2 separate regions of the Homo sapiens genome follow, and region 1 is linked to region 2. Evidence: chromatin loops called from intact Hi-C (ENCODE). Cell type or tissue: Calu3. All regions are shown on one strand. Links, peaks and the distances in the headings refer to the core of each region. The heading gives the core; the rest is flanking DNA.

Region 1 (15,564 bases), core at 3,464-11,463, 710 kb before region 2:
TGTACCTGTCGGTGCCTGACATTCCTCATCTGTATAATGGAATTAATAATAATAGCATGTGTTTCATGGGATTATGATCAGTATTAAGTAAGTTAATGTTTGTAAAACCTTTAGAATAATATCCCCATATCCTAAGTGCTATATTACTATTAAAATATAAGTAAATGAAATGAGTAAGTACAGCTGTGATATTCAATGAATAAAAAATAGTTAAAAAAGCATTAGAATGACCTAGGCCGGGCATGGTGGCTCACACCTGTAATCCCAGGACTTTGGGAGGATGAGGTGGGCGGATCATCTGAGGTCAGGAGTTCGAGACCAGCCTGGTTAACCTGGTGAAACCCCGTCTCTATTAAAAATACAAAAATTAGCTGGGCATGGTTGTGCACACCTGTAATCCTAGCTACTCTGGAGGCTAAGGCAGGAGAAGTGCTTGAACTCGGGAGGCAGAGGTTGCAGTGAGCCAAGATTGCACCACTGCACTTTGGCCTGGGCAACAGAGCGAGACTCTGACAAAAAAACAAAAAACAAAACAAAACAAAACAAAATTAAAAAATGGGCTAAGTACTTCAATAGACATTTCTCCAAAGAAGACATACGAATGGCCAATGGGTACATGAAAATTATTCATCACTAATCAACAGAGAAGTTGAAAACAAAACCACAATCAGGTATCACTCCACATCTGTCAGGATGGATAATATGGATAACATCATAAAAACAAAAGATGAGTATTAAGGAGGATGTGGGGAAATTGGAAGCCTTGCACACTGCTAGTGGTAATGCAAAATGGTACTGCCACTATGGAAAACAGTGTGGCAGTTCCTCAAAAAATTAAAAATAGAACTACTACATGATGCAGCAATCCTACTTCAGGATATTTATCTAAAACAATTGAAATTAAGATATCAAAGATATATGAGATATTATCACTCTTAGATTCATTGCAGCACTATTCACAATAGTCAAGACATGGAAACAACCTAAATGTCTGTCAACAGATGAATGGATAAAGAAAATGTGTGTGTGTGTGTATGTGTGTGTGTTATATGTATACAATATATCTAGGATTATATATCATATATCCTATATACATATATATGAGACTTGTATCATATATAAATGTATATATGATATATGATACATTTATACATACATCATACATATATTTATATATGATATATGCATCATATATGTATATATCTATATACAGGTGATGCATATATAATATCTTTATATGTGCATATAGATATCATATATATGGGATGTGTGTATGTGTATATATATAAAATGGGACTGCATTCATCCTTGAAAAACAAGGAAATTCTGCATACACTATGCAACAACATGAATGAATCTTAAGGACGTTATGTTGAGTGAAATAAGCCATTTGCAGAGAAATAAACACTGCATGATTCCACTTATATAAGGTATCTATAATAGTCAAAATAATAGAATCAAAAAGCAGAATGGTGGTTTCCAAGGGCTAGGAGGGAGCAAAATGGGAAGTTACCAATCAATGCACACAAAGTTTCTGTTAGCTAAGAAGAATAAGCATTAGAGATCTGCTGTACAACATTGTACCTATACTCAACAATAATGGATGGTAAATTAAAAAATTTAAGGGGATAGGTCTCATGTTAAATGTTCTTATCACATTATTAAAAAGAGAGAAAATTAAAAAAATGAGTCCTGAAAATCATATTGTTTGAAAAAAAACATGTTTCCACAAACATCGTTATTACTTTATAATCAAGTTAGAAACCATCCTTGAAACAAATTTATATTGGGGAATTATTAAGGGGAAAATAGAGATGGTTGTATAGCATACTTCCCAAATTTAATTAAGTTATATAGCAGGAAGATGGAAACAGAATTCGGAAAGCATAGCTACCAGCTGGTTCTCCTTTAAGAATGAACATATGAAAAGATAATATTCAGTAAAACTTGAAGAGTTAAGTCAATATTTTCCTCAGATATTTTGGTAATTATTTTAAACCTCTTGGTAGTAATATTCAGAATAAATCCAAAATGAAAAAAAAATTTTTTTCCTCTTTAATATTAGGTCAATAAATAATCCTGATGTTAAAATAACTTAAACTGTCATAATAATATCAACAAATGTTTTAAAAATCCCTTCACTTAAAATGCATGTAACAGCATTTTGAACTGCAGTTGTTTTTTGTTTTAAACAATTGTATAAACTCTAAAATACATTCTTACTTACATCATTTGTGCTTTAAACATGATTCATACTATTTGAAAAAAATTTTTGACTGAGGGTTTTCTAAAATTCCTTTCCCATTTAAAAAGTGCATGTTATTCTAAGGTACAATTAAGTGAAGAAAAGATAAATGCATACCAAAAAAGAGATAAATTAAGTGAACCATTATGATGTGTTCTTTTCAAAGTAGAAGTGGGGATTAGAAGACTCGAGCTATCTGCAGAGCTGTATGTGAGAAATAATACTTCTTTGACATTTCCATCTAATTTAGAATAGCTGTCATTCTAGATAACTAAATCTTTCCAATGATTCTATAAACATAAACATGTTGGGGATAAGCTCCACATTGTCCCCGTGGTTAGATACTTATGACATAGTCCATTGTTTCTCAAAGTAACTAAAATTCTTACTGAAATGTTAAATTTCAATGAAGGATGAAAATGCTAATACTTCACTGCAAATAAATGTTATTACAGCACATGTGGCTCTGGTGAATAGCAGAATTTATTACAATTAAATTAAGAATTAAATATGAGCTTAAGAAAATAATTTGATTATTAAGTTGGATACATACTGTACCAGGCCGTGGATAAGGAATTCTCCCATCATACTGCACCCAACGATGGTCTGCACTTTCCTTATGAGCATATGGACCATTAAAAACTGCTCTGATGTCAGCCATGCTATACACACAAACAGCAGAGCCTTTGAAGATGGAGCTGGAAAAAAAAAGCATCATCATTCAATCATTCACTGATGAATTCAATAAACATTGACTGAGCACATACTATCAGCAGGTGCTGTGGACAAAATTTACTTAGCACATTAAATTTGATGGGTACTGTAGACACAATGTGCCTACGTCCTCAAGTGGCTTACAGCCAAGCAATTCTAAATAAAGTGTAATAATAACTTCATCGCCAGTAAATATAGTAAGCAAAGTAGAACATGCATGGGTACCCAGTATAGGGCTGCCAGGTAAGTTTTCAGGGAGGAGGTGTCATCTAAATTGGCACCTGATAGATAAACAGAAATTATATAAAACAAACCCTGGAGGATAAAGAGGAATATGCATGAAAGAGTGTTATATTTATTTACATGTTCTTCCATTTTATTTAAAGTTATTATGGCATAATGCCTTCCAAAGGCTTACAAAATAAAAAGTGACATTATTTACTTATTAAAAAGAATTATTTAAATATTTGAATAATAATCCTCTCGTTTGTTTTCTTACAATGAATGAATATCCATAAACATTAGTTGCTAAATGATATATTTATATGATTTTTATTAAACTGATTTTAAAATGTTGAAACAATCTTTTTCTTTTTGGTCCTCCTTGAATTTATGAGTTTATGTATTACAGTAGCTCATCTGATACTTAATTATAATTACACAGGATTAGAGAAAGTATTAAGAGGCAAAAAACTCCAAAGGAATTTTTTCAAATTTTTGCAAACTACTAAAAATTAACACTATTCAGATGTCTTTTTTTGCTTTATTTCTAGAAATTAAAAGATATTTTCTTTGAGTTGAAAACTTTTAATCATTCCCATTTTCAAAAATGAGATCAACCTTTATGATCTAAAAAATATATTAAAAATCTTAGCATTTCCCACCTATGAGTGAGAACATGCGGTATTTGGTTTTTTGTCCTTGCGAATAGGTGGGAATTGAACAATGAGAACACATAGACACAGGAAGGGGAACATCACACACCGGGGCCTGTTGTGGGGTGGGGGGGAGGGGGGAGGGACAGCATCTGGAGATACGTCTAATGTTAAATGACGAGTTACTGGGTGCAGCACACCAACATGGCACATGTATACGTATGTAACTAACCTGCACGTTGTGCACATGTACCCTAAAACTTAAAGTATAATAAAAATAATAATAATAATAACTTAGCATTAACAAATAAGCTAATGATTCTCTAGCATAGTAACTCAATTATTAATATTCTTGGAATGATATTAATGGGAACCTTTGAGAGGTAATGGTAAATAGGTAGGTGGAAGAAAACTAGCTCCTGAGAATGGAGGTGGCGTTGCCACAGAAATCACAGAATCTGCCTAGGATATTTTAAAGGTATGATGCCTCATGCTTAATGGCATTGCCATTATTGCAGGTTTATTATGTCTTCTTGTTGGACAAAGGATATGACATACATTCCAATGTCACCTTGGTCTTTAGGATGGCATTAAAAACAAAACAATAAAGTATAGGAAGAACAAAGAGCTAACTTGTAACTTCACACTCTGGGTGGGCAGAAACTTAATAGGAGAAAAAAACGAACTATCTTGGGGCTATATTTTCCTGGCACATATCCGTGCCTTGTGTGTGGAGCACAGTGACTTCAAAGAAAGTTCTGCAATTGGAAAGGTGCCAAGAGAACTAGGATTGAGATACTTGACCAGAGGCACTTCTTGTACCTTTTTATATTAGGATATAAATTAACAGGAAAATGGAGTCCAAAATAGCAGCTTCCTAGGATATCTTCTTTATTCTCATATTTGAACATTCATATTCTGTATCTTATAATTAACCAAACAGTATTTTGTTTTCTGATCTATTCTGAACCAATAGTGCATTTCAGTTTATGAATAAGGTATTGTGAACAAAATGAGGATTGTGCCACAGAAAAAAGTTAAACTATATTGTTCATATAAAATAGATTAAAAATTTATTCACTAGGAGGCAGTAAGACCTTTTCTTCAGTACCAATATCAGTATCTTCAATTCCTCCTATACTGATGTCAATATACATTGATAAAGTTTGAGAGCAGAGCTGTGGAAAATGTGAAAACTATTTCCAACAATATAGGCTGTAACAGGGAACAGGAGAAAGGGTGTGCTTTGAACATAGTCAAATTTAAGTTACTGAATATTAAATAAAATTAAGTCTGTGGGGCCCCCATATTCTTTGAGAAAGTTTCACAGATGCTAGTACAACTTGTTTTGTTTTGTTTGAGACAGAGTTTTGCTCTTGTTGCCGGGGCTGGAGTGCAATGGCACAACCTGCAACCTCCGCCTTTCAAGTTCAAGTGATTCTCCTGCCTCGGCCTCCTGAGTAGCTAGGATTACAGGCGCCCGCAACCACACCTGGCTAATTTTTTGTATTTTTAGTAGAGATGGAGTTTCACCATGCTGGGGAGGCTGGTCTCAAATTCCTGACCTCAGATGATCCACCCGCCTTGGTCTCCCAAAGTACTGGGATTTACAGGCATGAGCCATCGTGCCCACCGATGCTAGTACAACTTTTAAGGAAGTCGGAAGGTCTCAATGATAAGTACAGGAAAGCATTATGCAAAAAGAAGACAGAAATACAGGAGTAGAAAACATGAAATTGTCTTCACTTTCAGTTTTATTTTTACTACTAATAGTCCGCTCCTCTTTGAGCAAGTGATGAAAACATTCTTTGCCTAAATTAGTAAAGCAGTGAAATAGTCATAACAGCCACACCTGTCTTTGTAGGGTAACTGGGAAATGATAATAGGACAGCATGTGATGATGTTTTAAAGGTTAAGAGTGTCCCATCTCATGATTATAGCCTTACCAATGAACTTAACCATTTATCCACGTATTTCCTTAGTACTATCACTATGACAACACATATCATGTAAATACTTACTATGATTAATATATACGCAAACACTTTTTTTTTTTTTTTTTTTTTTTTGGTGACAGGGTCTCGCTGTGTCACCCAGGCTGGAGTGCAGTGGTACCATCATGGCTCACTGCAGCCTCTACCTTCCAGGCTTAAACAATCCTCTGACCTCAGCCTTCTGAGTAGCTGGGACTACAGGCATGTGCCTCCATGCCCAGCTATTTTTTTATTTACTTTTTGTAGAGACTGGGTCTCACTATGTTGTCCAGGCTGGTCTTGAACTCCTGGGCTCAAGCCATCCTCCCCTTGGACTCCCAAAGTGCTGGGATTATAGGAGTGAGCTGGTGAGCCCAGCCTGCATATGCCTTTTATACACAGAAAATTTATTTTGGGACTTTATCTCACAGATACGTTTGTTCCTATGGGGAAGGTATATGCACAAGTTTAGTCACTGAAGCATTATATGCAACAGTAGGCATTTGGAAATAACAGAAATGTCCATGTTCAGAGGAGTGGTTAAATAACTTGTGGTAATCATTATAGCTAATGCTATACTGGCTTAAAAAGAAAAAAAAGAATTTTTTACACTGATATTAAATGATTTTTAAGGAACACTAAGTGAAAAGGTAAAATGAAAAAAAAAGTTTACGATATGCTACTACAAACGCAGGGACAAAAAGATCCTATAACTATATTGGCTTGCATACATATACAATTCTCTGAAGCATTAAAAGCATTTTGTTGAACATACCTGGTTGTAGTAAAGACTCCATATACTACAGGATTTCTTTCATCTCTTGTGGGGAGTAAATAAATATCTTCTATTAAAGGGGAAAAATAAATATTTACTCTTATTTTTCAGTATTACATTGCTTTTTTGTTAATAACACAACTGAAACTCTGAAAATCTAAACAGTTTATACGATTAACAGAGGCACTATATTATGCCTTGAGAAATCAAATATAAGATTGTTTTTTCTCAATGACTATGTATGGTATGGTACAATTGATAATCTCCAAGGTAGTTTCCAATTGGAAATCTGATTTCATAGAAAATATAAACCAAAAAATAAGTAATTTTTACCCTCTAGTGTAAAAAAATTCTGTCCTATAATTGTGTCAACTTAGTAATTAATTTGCCTTTTTTTTTTTTTTTGATGGAGTCTTGCTGTGTCACCCAGGCTGGAATGCAGTGGCACAATCTCTGCCCACTGCAACCTCTCCCTCCTGGGTTCAAGCAATTCTCCTGCCTCAGCCTCCCTAGTATCTAGGATTACAGGTGCCCACCACCAGCCCGGCTAATTTTTTTTTTTATTTTTAGTAGAGATAGGGTTTCGCCATGTTGGCCAGGCTGGTCTTAAACTCCTGACCTCAAGTGGTCCAAACACCTCGGCCTCCCAAAGTGCTGGGATTTCAGGTGTGAGCCACCACACCTGACCTCATTTACCTATTTGGTAACAATAAGAAAATAGCTACCCCCAAATTAGTGCCGTATTGACAGTAAGTTATGTGCAAATAATATTCTTTAAAAGATTAAGATGTGAATGTGCTTACATACAATAGGAGAGGTCATCCACGATTACTCAATGTATACTTTAAGTTGGAAAATACACAATACTGATGAAATAATTCCATGATATAGATTATCATTTTTACATTACATGGCAAAAATAAGAACAAGTTCAAGAAGCTAAAAGCTAATGATGCTAACATTATACATAAACAAAAAAGAAAAAAATCATTGTAGGACTTGGAAGGAGTTTTTGAGGGAGTGAAGAGGAGAAGTGAAATAGAAGAAGCTGTCTACTGCTTCTGATTATTCTTTCATTAACAAGTCGGAGGGACAGTGTTCACCAAATCTCCTGTACTTGCCAGCAGAGGGCACCCGTGGAATAAGGAATCCAAGATTTTCCTACCTATAGAAGGTGGCTCCTTTCAAAATGAAAGACTGCATGGAGAATGGATGAACTGTGTAGTTCCAGAGCTCACACCTTTCTGTGTCTTGCTGTAGTTTTGTTTCCTTCACTTACTTTGAGGACTCTTACAAAGAGAAGAGTTACTGCATTATGACGTGTGCCCAGACCTAGAGCACTTCCGTGTACTTTGCGTGTGAATTTTAGTAAGAACCACTCCTGTAAGGTTTGCTCAGGTAAAATTAATCAGGCATTTGGAGCCAAAGGGAAATAAATGCCAAGTTACTTAATTAGGCAGTAAGGCCTTTCCAAGAAAGAAGGAAAGAAGGAACTTACGAAGCTCATCAAAGTAAGTATCTGCCCCATCACTTCCAGGAATTGAGCAAATCAGTCTGGCCTTAAGAAAAGTCGTCCACTTGTTTATCAGGCTGCGTTGTCCTCCTACATCATTCTGACATGAAAAAAAAAATAAAGATAAATATTTATCAACACAATTCTACCACTCACTAAAACTGGTGGCTATTACAGGTAGTGTCTTATTGATGTCATTGTTTACAAAGACACTGAACCCAGATATTGAGTCCTTGAACTTTAAAATAAGGAAAAAGACAGTATTAGCCCTCAATATTAAATGTTTTTCTCATAGTTAAATGAATTAAATACAAGCAGTTCAGCTCTATTGGATGAGTAGATGCATACAAGGCAATGGTAAAGGCAGCTTGAAATCAAATCCCACCTGCCAATTTTTTGCTTCATGACCTGCAAGAGACTATTTTTTTTAAGTCTCTGTTTTCTCACTGATAAAAATGATAAATCTCTTGAAATACGGTTAGTTAATTTTTGTTGTTGTTTTTCAGAGATGAAGTCTTTCTATGTTGTCCAAGCTGGAGCGCAGTAATTATTCACAGGCAAGATCATTGCCTCAAACTCCTGGGCTCAAGTAATCCTTCCACATTAGCCTCCTAAGTAGCTGATACTACAGGTGCATACCACTGAACCCAGCTGAAATATGGTTGGTTTGATGAGTAAATGGGGAAAAAAAGTCTATAAAATGCTTAGCATAGTCTCAGGCAACTTGAGTTCAATGAATGCTGGTACTGGCTTGTATATTATTTATAGGATTAAAAACAATATTTGCAACCTTTAGCAATATGTCTCTTTATAGGCTTAAAAGTCTTTTCCAAATTTAATGTCTTACTAATTAAACATCCATGCAACATAAACATATGCGTAATAATACACATATAAAAACCATCCTTTTGCCTATAATCACAGCACTTTGGGAGGCTGAGGCAGGAGGATCAGCTGAACCCAGTAGTTCGAGACCAGTATGGTCAACATAGTGGGATCTCATCTCTACAAAAATTTTAAAAATTCAGTCATGTGTGGTGGGGTGTCCCTGTAATCCCCGCTATTCAGGAGGCTGAAGGAGGAAGATCACTTAAGCCCAGGGGGTTGAGGCTGCAGTGAGCCATGTTTGTGCCACTGATTCCAGCCTGGGTGGCAGAGCAAAACCCTGTCTCAAAAGCAAACAAAACAAAAACAAAAACAAATCTTTTAAAGAATATTTATCTATATTTTCCATACTTTATTTTTACTCTGAAATGGTTCATTAAAAATGTTCTTTAAGCATTTAGTAAAACATAAACACTTAAATCAATTACACGATAAACAGAATTACACTATTCAATAATTCAGCATAAAAATTTATGTCCTCATTTTTAAATTAATATATACCTGTTGATATGGTTTGGCTCTGTGTCCCGACCCAAATCTCATCTTGTAGCTCCCATAATTCCCACATGTTGTGGGAGGGACTCTGTGGGAGATGATTGAATTATGGAGGCGGGTCTTTCCCATGCTGTTCTCGTGATAGTGAATGGGTCTCACGAGATCTGATGGTTTTAAAAACAGGAGTTGCCCTGCATAAGCTCTCCTTGCCTGCTGCCATCCAGGTAAGATGTGACTTGCTCCTCCTTGCCTTCCGCTATGAATGTGAGGCCTCCACAGGCATGTGAAACTGTGAGTCCAATTAAACCTATTTTTTTTAATAAATTCCCCAGTTTCTAGTATGTCTTTATCAGAAGCGTGAAAACAGACTAATACACCTGTGAACACTGAATAAGCATGATTTTTCATTCATTTAACCCAACTAGCTCTGCTGTGCTTATAATAAGACTAATTTATTTAAATTACTATTGAAGCCATCTTTTCCAATAATTTATTTATATTTAAGTATAAATTATATAAAATCATTTATCCTTCAATCTATGTTCTGTAAAGTTAATGAGAAGTTAACTGTTAAGTTTCAAGTCTGAATATCTAGAAACTTTCTTCTTTTATCTCTGAAATTAAACTAGAGAAAGGCATTTAAATGACTACAACAAACAAGAGAATTTGAAATCTTATAAATACTATGCTTGAAGAAAGGGGGAAGGGGAGAAAGAAAGGAAACCAGAGACCAGAGGTATCTTTATAGCCTTAGCACCTAACACCAAGGGCATCTATGGTATGTGATACCCAGAGTGAATTATTTTTTACATTCCTTTCTCACTAAACAAAAGATACATTTTCAGTAACAGTTCTGTAAAACTCAGGAATAATTATTATTTTCTTTATTTGTTCTTTAGGTTTATAACACACAATTTTAAAATAATAACTTTGAAATCTAAAAGCAACAACATTCAATAGAATATTTCATGTAAGAACTAAAAATTGGCACTTAAGGAACAAACTATCACACCTCCTAGTTTGCACTATGTCTCACTGTTTTAAATTTTAAATGATTCCAAATCATTATGAACTTACTCTTGGAACATGTGTGTAGCTGAGTTCATGTGTGCTGGAGGCTTACTATCCACACAAATATCCATATATACATATACATAATAGATACACAGTAGTAAACCACAGTTTAAAATCTAGACCAACAAGACTCTTTTATGATTAGCATATTGTCACTGACACTGTTTACAATTACTGGCATGTGGCAATAATAAAAAGCACAATAATTTTTAGTTGGTTTTTGAATAATTTTTAATTCTTGTAGACAATGCACTCCCTAAAATTCCCTCTACTCAACTCCCAATATGTCACTAAATCCCTATTGCTGTTGAATGAAGACATGATTAATAGTTAATAAATAACTAAGAATAAAACATAAAATTGAAAAAAATTTTCAGAATGGTATAGACTAAGGGCCAAGGATTTCATTATAGTGGGAAAAAGGCAAAAACTTCACTGAAGAGTTGGGTTTAATGTTAACTTTTTACAATAATAGATGGGACCAAACTACATATGTAGAGATTGGTTCAGGTAATACTGTCTGTGCTGGAAACTAGGGAAAAGGACAATGGGTGGAACAATCCAGGACATCTAGGAGAATCAGGATAAACTGTGTTTAGTTGAAGACTGAGATCAATTAAAATAGTGAAGGAAAAAGTTATGAAAGTAAATTGGGGTAAGATCAAGGAAAGCTTTAATGCCAGGCCAAAGTGTCTGTATGTTATTAAGTGCACATGAAGAACTACTAAAAAATTTAGTAATTGGCAAAGAAGTTAAATAATCAGTTTCCTTTTAAGAAAATGTATAATATATTCTATATAGTGGCTCTGTCATAAAAAGCCTGTCGGTAATTGCTCTTACATTTATATTTTATATACGATGCCTTTATTATGAGTATCATTGTTAAGAAATAAAGTATATTTCAGCCAGTTATTGGATGATTTCAGATGTCTGCAGATGCAGACAGATTTATCTAGATATGACCTGTTTTTAATGCCAATATCCTCAGAACATTTATGAATATATATCTGTACGTTAATAAGAATAAGCAAAAATATTGACGCTTTCTCCTAATGTAACAATGAGTTCTGTGTTCATGTATAGTAGGATTCCAGTGAGAAGATGTATATCTGGAATTATCAGAAACTAAGATAATTTTAAATGAATTTAAAAATGTAAGATATTTCCCCATCTTTCTCATGGCTCTTGATTTAGATCTGTTTAAAGTAACGTATCTAATCTTTACATTTTTTTATCAGCTTTCTAGTTGTGATAAGAAGAGCACTAGTAAAAACATTTTTATTTTAATGAATTCTTATATATTGATAGTATTTATTAAATTTTCTTTGCCTAAATTTGTATATTTTGAGAGGATCAGCAGTGAATACTAAAAATAATGTTGATTCAATAAATATAAACAAACATATCAGTGATCATGAATATAATGCCAGAGACTAAAGTTTGTCTTACCCATCACAGAATATATGCTGAAATTATTTTGTTATGTGAATACATATATAATCAGAATATCTGCTTAACGACATTCCTTTAATAGGCATATACAGTATTCATAAAAATGAGCAATCGTATCCTCTTTTAAACATTTTACTATGTAAAAGTGATAATAAATGTTCATTTTCAAACATTTCCTCCCTTTCTATTTACAATTATCACTGATATTTAAGGTAACCATGAGAACATTCTAACTAGCAGAATAATCCCATCTAGATTTGTAGGACAGAAAAGGGATTTATACTGTACTGCATTTCTTTTAACCTGACCAAAAAATAGAAATTTTTTGAACAAAATAATCTTACCTACCCATCCAACAGCCTTCTCTAGCCCCTCAGGAATAAAAAGATAAAAAACCAAGACAAAACAAAACAAAAAAATCCAAGCCAAAGATGAAAGCCACCTGCTGTCAGAAGGGAAGCAAATACAGTTCCTGGGATAATAGCACTCAGGAATGGATTATAAGCATTTAATGACTGGATAGTAACTCTTACAGACATCCAGAAGCATGACCTGAGATGGCAAAGTTCAATTCACAAGGAGTTGTATTTCTCCTGTAGGGAAATGTCAGTTGGGCTGACTTTGTTGACCAGTTTCTCAGTCCCTGGATTTGTTTGCATATCCACACAATCTCCTCTAAGAACTTTAAGCCCAGAAGAGGGCTGAAAGGGAGGTAACCACTTTTGTACTAAATTGTCACCTCCTTGCTTATTTTTGTGAAGTTCTAAAGAATATAACCATCTCACGAACACAATAGATTTATCATTAAGATGTCAAAATCAGCAGTTTTTAGTCACCAGGCACTTCTGTGGGTCTCTACACTATTTATCATTCACTTTTTGTAGTTAAGTGTTCCAAAAGCCTTGACACCCTCTACACAAAGATGCAGATGAAAGTAACAAAGAAAGTATATGTAAACAAGCCTGATCACATGTGTTCAATTTGGGTGGTAAGTACAGAGGGTGCCTGTTTTCCTGTACTTGTTATATGTTTGCAGTATTTCTTAATTTAAAATGATTAATTAAAAAAAGAAAAAAAAATTAAAGACAAAACAAACCACAATTTGCAATCCTTCAGCAGCTTTAAAATATAGTACATCTGAGTCATTTGATTGTATGATGGTTGCATGTTACGAATTACTAAGATCTTCTAATCATAGCATCTACTGATAGGTAGATCAGACCTAAAGCAGGGTAATATGGCATTATATTTTCCTTCTACTGTCCCAGCAAAACTTAAACCCTTATAAATCTTATATAGACATGTAAAGTAGCTAGCAGCTGTCACACATGAACTTTTATTGAGTGTGCCTTTTGAACTTTGGGTCACTATGCTGGGTTCCTCTGTTAAACGTGATTTTATCTGTATATACCATCCTCTTCAAGGATCCCTCAGTACTTTATAAACATTGTCATTTTAACCTATATATTAGATAACAGTGGCTTTTGGAAAATGTAATAATTGACTTTCGGCTCCTATGCTCTTAAATCCTGAAGATTTTGTAAAATCAGTTTACTCTCCAAGACATTTGAAAACAAGTATTTTGTTAAGCTACTAATTTGTGTGCAGAGATTTGTAACCCTATTCATGAGTTTAAGTTGAAGGACACCAGTTTCAAATCAATAGAAACTGGATAATGACAAAGTTTAAGAACTTTAAAAAATAGTTGATGCTGGAGTTAGAGGTTATAAATTATTCTCTGCTTAAAATTTAGTTATTTTGCCTAATACTGCTCTTCTGTATCTTTGTGCAAGCAAGAGAATGAAATTCTCAGACACTTTGAAACCATGATATATGCATTCTTTGTGTGCCCCACTCCCTGTTCTACCCATTAATAACACTTATGCTTATAGATTTTAGTTTGAATTAATACTACTCACCTTCTTTTGAAGTGTGATATAAATACTACAGTATTATAAATTAAGAAAAACCTATTCCATTACCCAAACTAACACTGAGGCAAACACACAGGCTTTCTGTTGGCCATTTTTACAAATTCAACAAATAAGATTAGGGAAATTTAATACTTTTGTCTTTTTGATTTAATGCCTGTTATATTTCAATCCATCATTCATATTCTTTGCTTGATTTGTCATTTATAATAGATCCCACAGCAACTGTCCAATCTACATCTATCTGTGTTGTCTCAATCTTCAGTGGGTTATTTCTAGAAACAGATTTTAGAATCTTTCTTTGAAAACTTAGTACAAATGATCTGCATGGGGCTGTATAAATAAATAATAATGATAAGGACAATCCAAACTCAGGGTGGTCTATTCAGAAGTTTGAAACTATGACCATGACATGGTAGAAACAAAAAGTGAAACCTGGCATAAGCCCCCAAGAGACTCATTAGAAGTGTATGCCTTATATTGAACTATATTACTATATTGTGAAGATCTTAAATGAGTATGTTTTGATACATTAAGTGAACTAATGGAAGATAGTGAAGTTATGCTCATTAAATCAAATGAAACAAACTTTGTTGAACTACCCTTTTTAGCCTGTGGGTTTTCTTTTGCAATACTTGCAATGCCATAACTATGTTTCATGTACCTGGTTCATTGGGATTTTTAAAAAAGGATCTGACCACTAAAAAATGAAGGCAAAAATAATAATATGAATTTTAAAAATACGGTTGAGAGTTTTCACATAACCATATTTGGCAGTCAACTCCGGTAAGTTAAGTTGTAGAAACAAATGTAGAAACAACTGTGTAACATAGAACATGTAGAAATATAACATGTAGAAACAAATATCTCTTCACTTACTTTCTTTGGCAACTTAAATTATAAGCATTTTTTAACATAAAGAGAAATTTATGGATACCGTTTCTCTTTACCAGAGGAAGGTCTATTGGCACTTGCTCTTTACTGTTTTCAAAAGTTTTTTTTTCCCACTTCTGATACTTAGGATTCCCCCCAAAATTCTTGACATATAATAACATAGAGTCCTTTACCTCACCTACTAATAATCTTGAAATACTTTAGATGAAATAAAAATATACAAACTCAAACATCTAAGGCAAAGGATAGAGGAGAAAAAAAAAGAACAACAAAAACTTTTGTGGCAGCTATTAAACACACTAACTTTTAAGGGATAAATTCTATAGAGGCTTTCAAGGCAATTTTTTTTTTCTGAAAAATACACCTAGTATTTAGAGACGACTATTTGTGATTTGCCGTTAATGACTAAGCAAATAGAAGTGGAGAACATGTTTTTCTAACTACTTCAGAAACTCATAAAAATTATTGGAAATACAGGACTGGTGTAATACACTATCCTGAACAACTCAGTTTCTAAGATTTAGCACATTCAGTTAGGTAAATCTAGGAATGTTAAGCAGTCCTTTTCAGGTAGAATCAGAGTTCATTCAATTAAAAAAAAAAAGCTGTAGCAAACAGTATAAACCCCTTCCTAGGAATTTCTCAGACAGGAAAACAGATGGAAGTGAAGCAAAAGCACATCTGTAACTCGTGGGCACTAAATCTCTCATTTAGGTTGTAAGTGACATGCTGAAAGTA
Region 2 (15,564 bases), core at 3,778-11,777:
GTTTTAACCCAGAGACCAAAGTTCTTTTGAAGAACAGGCAATGTTGGATGGAGGGAAATAAACAGAGGAGTGAGCCACCCCTGAATCAACTAAGAAGGTGATAAACTCATGTTTGGGTCCCACGTCTAAATTTATCAAGGGCTCTTGGTAGGACTTGAGGTAAAAGAAACAGAGCCCCTGACCCCCCTATTCTTCCCCAAAAGTCATGAGTGGAAGGGCTTCTTTTCCTTTTCTAATTCAGGATATTCTCTCTTGAAATGGTCTGTCCTTCCACATTTGTAGCACCTATCCTGTCCTTCTCTCTCGGTCCTGGGATTCTGCCACTGTGCCCTCCCCCCATATTCTGTAGAGGGGCTGGTAAAGAGGGCCTGGGTAATCTAGACAGTCGCTTGGGTGCTTTAAATAGGGGTCTGGACCCTTTATAGTTTCTGGCCCCCTGGAAGCTTTGTTTAGAAGCATGTGGGTTTGAAGCCACCTGTAGGAAAGTGGATACCATAAATTTTGCCTTTTGTTTCTGCTTCTCTTTGTCTTTTCTCACATACACTTTTTGAGTTTCTCTGAGAAGTTCACTTAGTAGTCGGTTCTCCTAATCTTCTAATTTTCATAACTTTCTTGAAGTATCTGGCCAACTTTTAGTTATGAAGTGGAGCTTTAACATTCCTTGTTAAGGGGATCTTCCAAATTTAGGCCTACATATTGTTTCATTTGATCTGTTAGTCTGTCTAGAAATTTCATAGGCCCTTTATCTTTTTCCTGTTATACATCAAGTGCTTTAGAGAGGTTTTGGGTTCGGGGTACTGATTCCCTAATTCTCTTCACTATTATTTCCCTAGGTATTGCATATTTTCCTGTCAAGCTGCATTATTATTGTCCCACCAGGAGTCTTGGGCAGGAAACTTTTCATCTGCAGTAGGAATGTTTTGATCAAGAGGGTGTTCACATTCCCAAATTGCCATAATAGCCCTATGGATCATGCTTCTTTCCTCCCCTGAAAAGAGGATGCCTAGGATGAACATTAACTCGACCCAAGTGTACAACTTAGGTTCCCAAAATTGATAAACTGGATCTGCCACCCCATAAGGGTCATCCAAAAATGGCTTAAGTTCCTTTTTTAAACTTTGGAATTCTTGACCTGGTTAAGGGAGGATTCACAAAGCCAATAGCTCCTCCTCCTTGTGGCACCTCTTTTTAGGGGAAGAGAGTTGAGGCTGACTCCTTAGGTGTGGAGGGAAGTGGGACATTTTGAATATCGTTTTTACATTGTTCTATCCCATGATGGAGTCTTTTGGGGAAGGGTACTTTGGCTGAGAAGAAATAGGTTCATGGTATAAGATTCCCAACAATCTGGATTGTAAGGAGGAGGAATAATGTGAGCAGGGGAGGGATCTGGAGTTTGAACTGGGACAGCAGTGGCTGCCTGAGGGGAAGGGTTAGGAGAACTGAGCGAGGGAAGATGGTCTAGAGGATCCCATATGCTGGATTCTTTAGGCCCAGGAATTGGTTTTTTTGACTCTTAATTTTGATGTTCTTGATTTAATTTTTCCCTAATTGTCTTTAAGGGAAAAAGGAAGATAGGTCCCTGCCTCCAACAAAGAGCACAGTCCAGTTATTCCTGAGAAACCAGACTTTTATCACTTACATGTTGAATTAGAAGTTGGCACATCACATCCTCATTTGACCCAAACTTTGGCCAGAAGATTGAAGGTTTGAGGATGGGTCCCTGAGTCCAAATAAAACAGCAATATTTTATCACTTGTTGCTTTTTCTTATGTTTAGTTCTCTCATTATCTTTCCAATATTTTAACATGAGTCCTAGGGGACTATCGGGGGAATATCTTTATTACTATCTTTATCCTTTTTATTCTGTCTTGCTTGGGGGTATTTCCCATATTGGGTCCAGTTAGGCTCAATCCCTCATGCTAGAGACTAATTGCCTATCTGTCTCTGAAGGCTTGCTGGGGCTCAATCCCTTGTATTAGAGATTTCTTGCCTATTCTTCCCTTGGGGCTTGTTAAGGCTCAATTCCTCATATTAGAGATTTCTTGCCTATCCTTTAGCCCCACCCACTGGAGGCTCCTTGCACACTTCTTTTGCTTTGTCCACTCTAGCCCCTTCCTCAAGGGGAATTTAAGTGCCTGTTGGCATTGGTGTGCCTGTATAAACCCCATGGCAGGATCCGCCCTAAGCCGTATGAGGTGACCATGGAGCCACTGATAGGACCCACTCACTCTGCAGAGCAGTAGTGCTTAGAACCATTCACACAAGCAGCACCACAAGCAGTAGTGCTTGTGATCATTCACACACACTTTCAACCTCCAGAATATCCCAACCACCGAGGAAATACTTTGTCACCTTGTGACGTTTCTTACCTTGGTCTGTGCACAGAGTTACCTGGTTGCCGTGGTGTTGCAAGCCTTTTCCTCCCCATGTTGTTGAGGGTCCGGGTTTATTTGTCACACCAGTTGGTGGGGGGGACCTGATCCCTCACCTTGAGGCCACCACAACGAGACAGTGGGATGTGCCTCCTCATGAGAGGTGACCATAGACCCCTTCCCCAGGGGAGAATGGGAATCCTGGACAAGCCCCAAGAAATTATTGGAAGTAAATGCTTGGTGTCGCAAAGTGAAACCAGCACTCAGGGAAGTTTTTTTCAGCAAGGCAATTTACTTCTGCAGAAGGGTGCTCCCTGTGTCAATTATGATTGCAAAAGCACACCGAACAAAGGAGGGAAAGGCTTTTTATCTCGGAGGCGTAGTGCCTACCTCTGTGCCACTCTCCCATGGGCTGGGGTCGAACTGCACAATCTAAACTGACCCTATTGGCTTCTTGTGAATATTTTTCCTAAATAAGGAAGGGGGAAGCGGAAGGTGAGTTACAGTGGTGGGAAGTGAAGTTTTGGTGGGAGGAATGGGTGCAGAGTGAGTAACCAAGGGAACAGATGTGAGTTATTGATTAGCTCTGACAGGAGATTGTTTACAGTAACTAGGGGCAAGGAGGTATGGAGAACAAGAAAGTTACGTTTGAGAACAAAGAACAAGGAAATTAACAGGCTGAACTTTGAAGAGGAATTGTATTGTATCTTACAGCTCTATCAGAATAACAGCAGATTTCTTTGCAGAAACTTTACAAGCTAGACAGGTTTGGGGACCTATCTTTAGTCTCCTCAAGCAGAGTAACTATCAGTCAATAATTTTATATCCAGCAAAACTACATTTCATAATTGAAGGAGACATAAAGCCTTCTTGGACAAGCAAATGCTGGTAGTATTTGTCACCACCAGTCCAACCTTACAAGAAATGTTAAATGGAGTTCTAAATATTAAAACCAAAGGTGAATATGCACCAGTATAAAAACACCTGAAAGCATAAGGCTCACGGGAATTATAAAATAGTAACACATTGAAGAAAATAAAGCAACTAAATAACAATCAACAGGATGATTGTAACTGTACCTCACATATCAATATTAATGTTGACTCTAAATGGTCTAAATTATCCACTTAAAAGACATGGATTGGCAGAATGAATTAAGAAACCAAAACCAAGTATCTGCTGTCTTCAAGATACCCATCTAAGTTGTAAATATTTTTATAAACTCTAGGTAAAAGGGTGAAAAAAATGCTTAATACAAATAGAAACCAAAGATGAATAGGAGTAGCTATTCTTATATTGGATAAAGATGACTATAAAGAAACAATAGTAAAAGAAAAGACAAAGATAATTATTATTCTATAATAATTTAAAAATCAATTTAACTAGAAGATATAACAATAGTACATATGTATTCTCTAACTCCAGAGCTCCCAGGTTCATAAAACAATTAGTACTAGATATAAGAAAAGAGATAGACATCAAAGCAATAATAGTGGGGGACTTCAACACTATACTGACAGTAATAAACAGATCACTAAGGACAAAGGTCAACAAAAAACACTAGACTCTAGAACAAATGGATCCAACAGACATTTACAGAACTTTCTACTACAAAATTGCAGAATAAAGATTCTTCTCATCAGCACATAGAAATTTTCCAAGATAGACCATATGACTGGCAACAAAAAACAAGTCTCTGTAAGTTTTAAATAATCAAAATCATATTAAGTATATTCTACCATCAAGCAAAATAACACTAGAAATTAATTCCAAGGGGAAACCTAAAAAACATACAAATAAATGAAAATTAAACAATTTGCTCCTGAGTAATATTTGGGTCAACAATGAAATCAATATGAAAATTTAAAAAAATTTCACAATTAATAATAACAGCCACACAAGTTATTAAAATCTCTGGGATTCAGCAAAAACAATACTAAGATGAAAGTTTCCAGCACTAAATTCCTACATCAAAAAGACACAAATACCACAAATTGACAACCTGACTTCACACTTCAAGGAACTAGAGAAATGAGAAAAAACCAAACCCAAAGCTAGAAGATGAAAAGAAGTAACAAAGATCAGAACAGAACTAAATGAAATTGAACCCCCCCAAATAAAAAGGATCAAAATGGTGCTTTAAAAGATATGCAAAACTGATAAACCACTAGATTGATTAACCAAGAAAAGATTCAGTTAAGCTGAATCGTGAATGAAAATGGAGACATTACAGCTGATATCACAGAAATATAAAAGATTATTTGAGGTTACTATGAACACCTTTATGCACACAAAATATAAAGTCTAAAGTAAATGAATAAATTGCTAGAAACATACAACCTACTAAGCATAAATCAGGAATAAATAGAAATCCTTAAGCGACCAATAACTAGCAGTGAGATTGAATCAGTAATAATAAAAATATATCTTCCAACAACAACAAAAGTCCATGACCAGATAGATTTACAGCTGAATTACACCAGACATCCAAAGAAGAACTTGTACCAACCTTATTAAAACTAGTCCAAAAAATTAAGAGGAAGGGAATCCTCCCTAACTCATTCTACAAAAACAGTATCATCATAATATTAAAGCCAGGAAAGGACATAACAAGAAAAAAAAAGAGAAAACTACAGATTAATATTCCCAATGAACACAGATGTAAAAATCCTCAACAAAACATTAGCAAACTGAATCCAAAAGCACATCAGAAAGATAATTCACCATGATTAAGTAGTTTTCATCTCAGGGATGCAGGGGTGGTTCAATATGTGCTAGGCAGTAAATGTGATTCACCACATAAATGGAATGAAAACAAAAACCAAATGATCATCTCAATAGATGCAGAAAAACATTTGATAAAATCTACCATCTCTTTGTAATAAAAACCCTAAACAAACTAGGCATAAAGGAACATATCCCAAAATAATAAAAGCCATATCAACCCACAGCCAATATCGTGCTGAATGAGGAAAGGTAGAAAACATTCCGCTCTCAGAACTGGAACAAGACAAAGATGTCCATTTTCAACCCTTCCATTCAAGGTAGTAAAAGACTTCTAGATTTGATAAACGAATTCAGTAAAGTCTCAGATTACAAAATTAATGTACACAAATCAGTAGTACTGCTACACACCAATGACCAAGCTGAGAATCAAATCAAGAACTCAATCCCATTTACGGTTCAACAGTTACAAAATCAATAAAATACCTAGGAATATACTTAAACAAGGAAGTGAAAGATCTCAACAAAAAGAACTATAAAACACTAATAAAACAAATCATAGAAAGAGGTGAGGGGTCAAGATGGCAGACTTAAAGCAGATTACCTGTGCTGCTGTCACGGAGAGAAATCAAAAGGGCTATTGAACACTGACTCACAGCAGCGAGTGAACACAGAGAGCAAAGAGGAGCAAAGCTGGGCAGCAGCCAATCTGGAATCAATGTGGATCCAGGAGAAGCTCCACAAGGTAGGAAAGCATGAGGGAGTGACTGAGGGCCTCAGAGGGATTCATGCTCTACACAGGGACCGTGCTTCTAAACTGAGGCAGAGAGTCACCCAGAGACTTTGCAGAGATAGCTCCAAATTCTCGACCTCTACAATCCTTGGACCTGGAAATAGACCTTCACCAGCACCATAGCCCCAGTAGAGGCTGCAGTCAGGGTGCCTGGGAGCAGGAAGATTCCTCTGCCCTGCCCTTGCCAGACAAAGACCTGTCGAGCTTCTGGCCAAGCCATCCCACTTCTACCCAAACTGGGCTACTCCCACTGCCTCTTGTTGCCCAGAATGCCCTGATGGCAGAGCAGGCAACCCCACCTACCCCCACCATTGTTAGGTGGGCAATGCCTGATGGAGCTTCTAGCTCAACAGGACAGCAAGGCACAGCCTCCTGCTGTCCCAAGAAACACCCAAAGGGCAGGGTGGATGACCCCACTCACCTCCACCACTGCTGGAGCTTCCACTCCAGTGGTTCAGCTCCTGCCTGAACTCAGTCAGGGGGTGCAGCCTCCTGTTGTCTAGGAAGCACTTAGACAACAGGGAGGGTGACTCCGCCTGCTCCCACTGCTGGTAACCAGGCGGCCAATGCCTACTAGAGCTTCCAGCATCAGCCATCTCACTTCTGCCTGAACTCAATCAACACATGCAACCTCCTGTTGTCCTGAGAAGCCCCAGACGGCAGGGAGGGGGCGCCCACTCACGTCACTGGTAGTCAGGCTGTGAACGCTTGCCAGAGTTTCCAGCCCAGTGGTTTTGCCTCTGTCTGAACTCAACCGGTGGGCAAAGCCTCCTGTTGTCCCTGGAAACACCTGGATGGCGTGGGTGAGGGCAGGGAGTGGTGGTGGTTTTACTCAAACCACCCCCATCTCTGTATTCAGGCCGGCCACACCTGCTAAAGGTTTTAGCTCAGTGGTTCCACTTCTGCCTGAACTCTGCAGGAAGGCACAACACCTTTCCCCCCACAGGAAGCATCTACATAGCAGAACAGGTGAATCCACCCACCCAGGCAGCTCCTAACTGAGCAGGATTTGAGGGTGTGGGCAGTGCTAAAGCAGGTGGGAGCCCTCATTCTCAGATCACTGTGAAATGTGACACCTGGGTTCCTAGGGTGGTTGGTGGAGGAACGAGGTGTGCCTCCCTCTACAGGGCCCACCTGACAAGGATACGACCTGCCTGCCAAATGTGGCCCCTGCCTGAGGGAGCCTTGTGGACCAGAATGCCCAACAAAAAAAATGCAAGCACGGTGCCTATAATCGGAGGGGGCACCTCCAAGGCCCAGGAGTAGACCAGGTGAGGGGGTCACCTCTCTCCCTCCTCACAACATACCACTACTGCTAACCGCACCAAAACACACAAGAGTCATACAGTGTACTAAGAACCTCTCCGCTAACAGTCTTAAGCGCCACCTGCTGGATTGCAGCCCAAAATACAACGCCAAAATATTTTGCTCCCTTATAGTGCCTATTAAAACTAAGGCAAAGGTTCCTGACAGACCCCTACCCTAACCAACGCACATGCACCTCACACCGCTGCTGCAGTTGCTGACACGGCGCGAGTGACCACGGATCCCACTGCCACGTCCCTACAAAGCGCTCTGGCGGGCAACTTCCAATAGAATATTGAGGCCAGCACACTGGAAACACCTTGGCCCCTTCAGCCTAGCAGATTCCTAACCCCAAAGAACCAAAGAACAAAGCCAGGCACCTGTTATCAACCCCGTAAGTTAGAATATGCAGCCTAGGAGTGCTGAGGTGAGCTTTGACCACCTGAAATCTTACAGAAACAAAACCAATCGACAGAACAAGCCAGTCAATTAAACCCACAATCAAACTTCCAAGCACATCAAAAAAGGTAAAGACAGAAACTCCTGTGCAATGGACCTCAACTTCAAAGATTAAAGGAACAACATCCCCACAAATAAGAAAGAACCAGCACAAGAACTCTGGCAATTCAAAAATCCAGAGTGTCTTCTTACTTCCCAAACACTGCACTAGTTCCCTAGCAATGGCACCAGACTGAAATGGCTAAAATGACAGATGTAGAATTCATCATATAGATAGGAAGAAAGATCATTGAGATTTGGGAGAAAGTCAAAGCCCAGTCCAATGATTCTAAGGAATACAACAAAACAATACAGGCGATGCAAGATGAAATGGCTATTTTAAAGAAAGCCAAATTGATCTAATAGAGCTGAGAATATCACTTCAGAAATTTTATATATAATCTCAAGTATTAACAGCAGAATCAACCAAGTTGAGAAAAGAATCTCAGAGCTCTAAGACTGGTTCTCTTAAATAACTCAGTCAGATAAAAATAAAATTTAAAAAATGAACAAAACCTCTAAGAAATATGGGATTATGTAAAGAGCCCAAATCTGCAATTCATTTTTGTCCCTGAAAGGAAACAGATAAAGCAAGAAACTTGGAAAACATATTTGAGGACATAGTCTATGAAAATTTCCCAACCTCACCAGAGAACATTCAAATTCAGCAAATACTCACTCAGGTACAACAGTAGAAACCTCCTGCGAGATACTGTACAAGACGGCCATCCCCTAGACACATACTCATCGGATTTTCCCAGGTTGAAATGAAAGAAAATGTTAAAGGCAGCTAGAGGGAAGAGGCAGATTATCTACAAAGAGAATCCCATTAGGCTAACAGTGGACATTTCAGCTGAAACCATACAAGCCAGAAGAGATTGGGGACCTCTATTCAGTATTATTAAAGAAAACAAATTCCAACAAAGAATTTCATATCCAGCCAAATTAAACATCATAAATGAAAGAGAAATAAGATCCTATTCAGAAAAGCAAATGTTAAGGGAATTCATTATCACCAGACCTGCCTTACAAGACATGCTGCAAGAAGTTTTAAATACAGAATGCAAAGATTATTCCTAGCCACCACAAAACCACACTTAAGTATGAAGACACTATTAAGCCAGCACACAATCAAATCTGCATAATAACCAGCTAACAACATAAAGACAGAATCAAATTTGCCCATATCAATATTAACCTTGAATAGGATGGGCTGAATGCCACAATTAAAATGCACAGAGTGGCAAGTTTGGTAAACAAGAAAGACCTAACTGTATGCTGTCTTCAGTATGCAATAAAACTCATACTCTCAAAGTAATCAGATGGAAAAAAACCTACCAACCAAATGGAAAACAGAAAAAAAGCAGGGGCTGCTATCCTAATTTCAGACAAATCAGACTTCAACCCAATGATCAAAAAAGACAAAGAAGGGCATTGCATAATGGTAAAGCTTTCAATTAAACAAGACCTAACTATGCTAAATATATCTGCAGTCAACACAAGAGCACCCAGATTCCTAAACCAAGTTCTTAGAGACCTCCAAGGAGATTTGGATAACCACAGAATAGCAGGAGACTTCAACAACCCACTCACAGTGTTGGATCATCAAGGCAGAAAAAAAACAAAGATATTCAGGACCTGAACTTGACACTTGTCTAAATGGTTCTAATAGACATCTTCAGAACTCTCCACCAAAGGAAAGCAGAAAATATATTCTTCTTACCTGCAGATAGCACATACTCTAAAATTGACCATAAAATAAGCCATAAAAAATTATCAGCAAAACAAAACAAACAATAAAAAGAAATGGAAATCATACCAGCCACACTCTCAGATTACAATGCAATAAAAATAGAAATCAACATGAAGAAAATCACTCAAAACCACACAATTACATAGAAATTGAACAACCTGCTCCTAAGTGACTTTTGAGTAAAAAATAAAATTAAGACAACAATGAAAAAAATCTTTGAAACTAATGAGAACAAAGATAAAACCTACAAAATCTCTGGGACACAGCTAACACAGTGTTAAAAGGAACATTTATGGTGCTAAACGTCAACATTGAACCATGAGGCTTGCCTTACAAGAGCTCCTGAAGGAAGCACCAAATATGGAAAGAAAAAACAGTTACCAGTCACTGCAAAAACATACCAAATTATAAAGATTATTGACAATATGAAGAAACTGCATCAACTAATGGGCAAAATAGCCAGCTAGCATCACAGTGACAGGATCAAATTCACATGTAACAATGCTAACCTTAAATGCAAATGGGCTAAATGCCCCAGTTAAAAGACACAGACTGGCAAATTGGATAAAGAGTCAAGACTCATTGGTGTACTGTATTCAGGAGACCCAAACTACGTGCAAAGACACACATAGGCTCAAAATAAAGGGATAGAGGAATATTTACCAAGAAAATTTAAAGCAAAAAAAAAAAAAAATGCAGGGGTTGCAATCCTAGTCTCTGATAAAACAGACTTTAAACCAACAAAGATAAAAAATACAAAGAAGGGCATTGCATAATGGTAAAAGGATCAATGCAACAAGAAGAGCTAGCTATCCTAAATATATATGCACCCAATACAGGAGCACCCAGATTCACAAAGCAAGTTCTTAGAGACCTACAAAGACTTAGACTTCCACAAAATAATAGTGGGATACTTTAACATTCCACTGGCAATATTATACAGATCAATGACATAGAAAATTGACAAGGATATTCAGGACTTGAACTCAGCTCTGGACCAAGTGGACCATCAGTGTGAAAATCCTCAATAACATACTGGCAAACTGAATTCAGCAGCACATGAAAATAGACATCTGCAGAACACCACCCCAAATCAACAGAATATACATTCTTCTCAGCACCCCATCACACTTATTCTAAAATTGACCATATAATTGGAAGTAAAACACTCCTCAGCAAATGCAATAGAACGGGAATTATAACAAACAGTCTCTCAGATCACAGTGCAATCGACTCAGCATTAAGAAACACACTCAAAACCACACAACAATATGGAAACTGAACAACCTGCTCCTGAATGACTACTGGGTAAATACAGAAATTAAGGCAGAAATAAATAAGTCCTTTAAAACCAATGAGAACAAAGACACAATCTACCAGAATCTCACGGACACAGCTAAAGCAGTGTTTAGAGGGAAATTTATAGTACTAAATGCCCACAGAGAAAATGGGAAAGATCTAAAATCATCACCTTAACATCACAATTAAAAGAACTAGAGAAGCAAGAGCAAAGAAATTCAAAACCTAGCAGAAGCCAAACAATAAATAATATCAGAGCAGAATTGAAGGAGATAGAGAAACAAAAAACCCTTCAAAAACATCAATGAATCCAGGAGTTGGTTTTTTGAAAAGACTAACAAAATAGATAGACTGCTAGACAGGCTAATAAATAAGAAAAGAGAGAAGAATCAAATAGACACAATAAAAAATGATGAAGGGATTGTCACCATTGATCCCACAGAAATTCAAACTACCATCAGAGAATACTACAAACACCTCTATGCAAATAAATTAGAAAATTTAGAAGAAATTGATGAATTCCTGGACACATATACCCTCCTAAGACTAAATGAGGAAGAAGTAAAATCCTTTAATAGACCAATAACAAGTTCTGAAATTGAGGCAGTAATTAATAGCCTACCAACCAAAAAAAAAACCCAGGACCTGATGGACTCACAGCCAAATTCTAACAGAGGTACAAAGAGGAGCTGGTACCATTCCTTCTGAAACTACTCCAAACAACAGAAAAAGAGGGACTCCTCCCTAACTCATTTCATGAGGCCAGCATCATCCTGATACCAAAACCTGGTGGAGAAACAACAAAAAAAGAAAATTTCAGGCGAATATCCCTGATGAACATCAATGTGAAAATCCTCAATAACATACTGGCAAACTGAATTCAGCAGCACATGAAAAGCTTATCCACCACGATCAGGTCAGCTTCATCTCTGAGATGCAAGGCTGGGTAAACATACACAAATCAATAAATGTAACCCATCAAATAAACGGGACCAATGAGAAAAACCACATGATTATCTCAATAGATGCAGAAAAGGCATTCAATAAAATTCAACACCCCTTCATGCTAAAAACTCTCAATAAACTAGGTATTGATGGAACATATTTCAAAATAATAAGAACTGTTTATGACAAACCCACAGCCAATATCGTATGTAATGGACAAAAGGTGGAAGCATTCCCTTTGAAAACCAGCAGAAGACAAAGATGTACTCTCTCATCATTCCTATTCAACATAGTATTGGAAGTTCTGGCCAGGGCAATCAGGTAAGAGAAAGAAATAAAGGGTATTCAAGTAGAAAGAGAGGAAGTCAAATTGTCTCTGTTTGCAGATGACATGATTGTATATTTAGAAAACCCCATCGTCTCAGCCCAAAATATCCTCAAGCTGATAAGCAACTTCAGCAAATTCTCAGGACACAAAATCAAAATGCAAAAATCACAAGCATTCCTATACACCAATAATAGACAAACAGAGAGTCAAATCATGAGTGAACTCCCCTTCACAATAGCTACAAAGAGATAAAATACCTAGGAATACAACTTTCAAGGGATGTGAAGGACCTCTTCACAAACAAATGAAAAAACATTCCATGCTCATGGATAGGAAGAATCAATGTAATGAAAATGGCCACAATGCCCAAAGTAATTTATAGATTCAATGCTATCCCCATCAAACAACCATTGATTTTTTTCACAGAATTAGGAAACAACTACTTTACATTTCATATGGAACCAAAAAAGAGCCAGCATAGCCAAGACAATCCTAAGCAAAAAAAACAAAGCTGAGGCATGACACTACCTGACTTCAAACTATATTGCAATGCTACACTAACCAAAACAGCATGGTACTGGTACCAAAACAGATATATAGACCAACAGAACAGAACAGAGACCTCGGAAATAATGCCACACATCTACAGTCATCTGATCTTTGACAGTCCCGATAAAAACAAGCAACGGGGAAAGGATTAACTATTTGATAAATGGTGTTGGGAAAACTGGCTAGCCATATGCAGAAAACTGAAACTGGACCCCTTCTTACATCTTATACAAAAGTTAACTCAAGATAGATTAAACACTTAAATGTAAGACCTGAAACCATAAAAACTCTAGAAGAAAACCTAGGCAATACCATTCAGGACATAGGCATGGACAAAGACTGCAAGACTAAAACACCAAAAGCAACGGTAACAAAAGCCAAAATTGAAAAATGGGATCTAATTAACCTAAAGAGCTTCTGCACAGCAAAAGAAACTATCATCAGAGTGAACAGGCAACCTACAGAATGGGAGAAATTTTTTGCAATCTATCCATCTGACAAAGGGCTAATATCCAGAATCTATAAGGAAGTTAAACAAATCTACAAGAATAAAACAAACAACCCTATCAAAAAGTGGGCGAAGGATATGAACAGACACTCCTCAAAAGAAGACATTTATGCAGCCAACAAACATATGAAAAAAGCTCATCATCACTGGTCATTAGAGAAATGCAAATCAAAATCACAATGAGTTACCATCTCACGGCAATTAGAATGGCAATCATTAAAAAAATCAGGAAACAACAGATGCTGGAAAGGATGTGGAGAAATAAGAACACTTTTACACTGTTGGTGGGAGTGTAAATTAGTTCAACCATTGTGGAAGACAGAGTGGCGATTCCTCAAGGGTCTAGAACCAGAAATACCATTTGACTGAGCAATCCCATTACTGGGTATATACCCAGAGAATTACAAATCATTCTACTATAAAGACACATGCACATGTATGTTTATTGCGGCACTATTCACAATAGCAAAGAGTTGGAACCAATCCAAATGCCCATCAATCATAGACTGGAAAAAGAAATGGGGCACATATACACCATGGAATACTATGCAGCCATAAAAAAGGATGAGTTCATGTCCTTTGCAGGGACATGGATGTAGCTGGAAACCATCATTCTCAGCAAACGAACACAGGAACAGAAAACCAGACACCACATGTTGTTACTTATAAGTGGGAGTTGAACAATGAAAACACATGGACACAGGGTGGGGAACATCACACACTGGGGCCTGTTGGGGCATGGGGGGCTAGGGGATGGATAGCATTAGAAGAAATACCTAATGTAGATGACAGGTTGATGGGTGCAGCAAACCACCATGGCATGTGTATACCTATGTAACAAACCTGCATGTTCTGCACATGTATCCCATAACTCAAAATATGATAATAAAAAAAGAAAAAAAGTTAGAAAGATCTTAAATTAACAAACTAACATGACACCTAGAAGAACTAGAAAAACAGAGAAAGCCAACCTTAAAGCTAGCAGAAGACAAGAAATAAATGAAATCAGAGCTGAACTGAAGGAAATACAGACATGAAAAACTGCAAAATATCCACCTATGACAAACCCACAGTCAACATCTTACTGAATGGGCAAAATATGGTGGCATTCCACTTGAGAACTGGAACAAGACAAGGTTGCCCGCTCTTACCAGTCCTGTGCAACATAGACCTGGAAGTCCCAGATTGAGCAATCAGGCAAGAGAAAGAAATAAAAGGAATCAAAATAGGAAAAGAGGAAGTCAGACTATCTCTGTTTGCAGACAATAATACAAATAAATAAGATTTAATACACTAAACAATCCTGTGTTTTCTGAGGAAAATATTCTAGATCTGATTAACAACTTCAGAAAAATTTCAGGATACAAAATCAAGGTCCAAAAATTAGTTGCATTTCTATACACCAGCAGCATCCAAGTTGATTGCCAAATCAAGAACACAATCCCATTCAAAACAGACAGACAGACAGACAGACACACACACACACACACACACACACACACACACACACACATTTAGAAATACAGCTAACCAGGAAGATAAAAAATCTTTACAATGACAATTTTAAAATACTTCTCAAATAAATCAGAGATGACAAAAACAAATGGAAAAACATTCCATGCTCATGGATTTGAAGAATCAATATTGTTTAAATGGCCATGTCTAAAGCAATTTACAGATTCAATGCTATTTCTATCAAACTACCAATTACATTCTTCACAGAATTATAAAAAAAAGTATTCTGAAATTAAGAATGAAAAAGAGAACAAATAGCCAAAGTAATCCTAAGCAAAAAGAACAGAACTGGTAGCATCACATTACCTGAATTCAAAGTATGCTACAAGGTTACAGTAACAAAAACAGCAAAGTAGTGGTATAAAAACAGACACATAGAAAAATGGGATAGTATAGAGGGCCAACACATAAAGCTGCACATCTACAACCATTTGATATTTGACAAAATTGACAAGCCAAAGCGATAGGGAAAGGACTACCTTTTCAATAAATGGTGCTGTAATAACTGAACTGTCATATGCAGAATATTCAAACTAGACCCCTTCCTTACACCATACACAAAGGTCAAATCAAGATGGACTAAAAGCTTAAATGTAGAACTTAAAACTATAAAACCCTGGAAGAAAATCTACTAATTACCTGTCTGGACATAGGCCCTGGGAAACATTTCATGATGAAGACATTAAAAGCAACTGAAACAAAAACAAAAGTTGACAAATGGGACCCAACTAAACTAAAGATCTTCTGAACAGCAAAAGAAACTATCAACAGAGTAAACAGACAACCTACAAAATGGGAGAAAATATTTGCAAACTACTCATCTAACAAAGGTCTAATATTCAGAATCTATAAGGGACTTCAATGAATTAACAAGCAAAAGACAAACAATTCCATTAAAAAGTGGGCAAAGGACATAAACAGATACCTCTCTAAACAAGATATACACATGGCTGTAATGCATATGAAAAAATGCTC

What was found. Peaks named below come from ENCODE experiments on the same cell type or tissue, not always from the same donor. Only the 100,000 strongest peaks of a DNase experiment are listed, where the experiment ranks them.
Region 1: a loop joins it to region 2, with 15 times the contacts of the local background. A loop is called at or near these places in 24 of 110 quality-filtered maps.

Annotation. Positions count from the first base shown.
Region 1 is chr7:85,034,091-85,049,654 of GRCh38, forward strand. SEMA3D (semaphorin 3D) reads right to left here. Exons shown (of 19, transcript NM_001384900.1): 10 at 8,081-8,195; 11 at 6,583-6,652; 12 at 2,799-2,943. Among named protein-coding and RNA genes, the nearest start is that of SEMA3D, 150 kb to the right of the region's middle. In Calu3, for the core only: no CTCF peak of the experiment used is centred there; a DNase peak (open chromatin) is centred at 7,721.
Region 2 is chr7:85,743,303-85,758,866 of GRCh38, forward strand. No RefSeq gene overlaps it. Among named protein-coding and RNA genes, the nearest start is that of LINC00972, 330 kb to the left of the region's middle. RefSeq lists an enhancer at 7,120-7,179. In Calu3, for the core only: a CTCF peak has its summit at 7,259 (motif pointing left); DNase peaks (open chromatin) are centred at 5,759 and 7,259.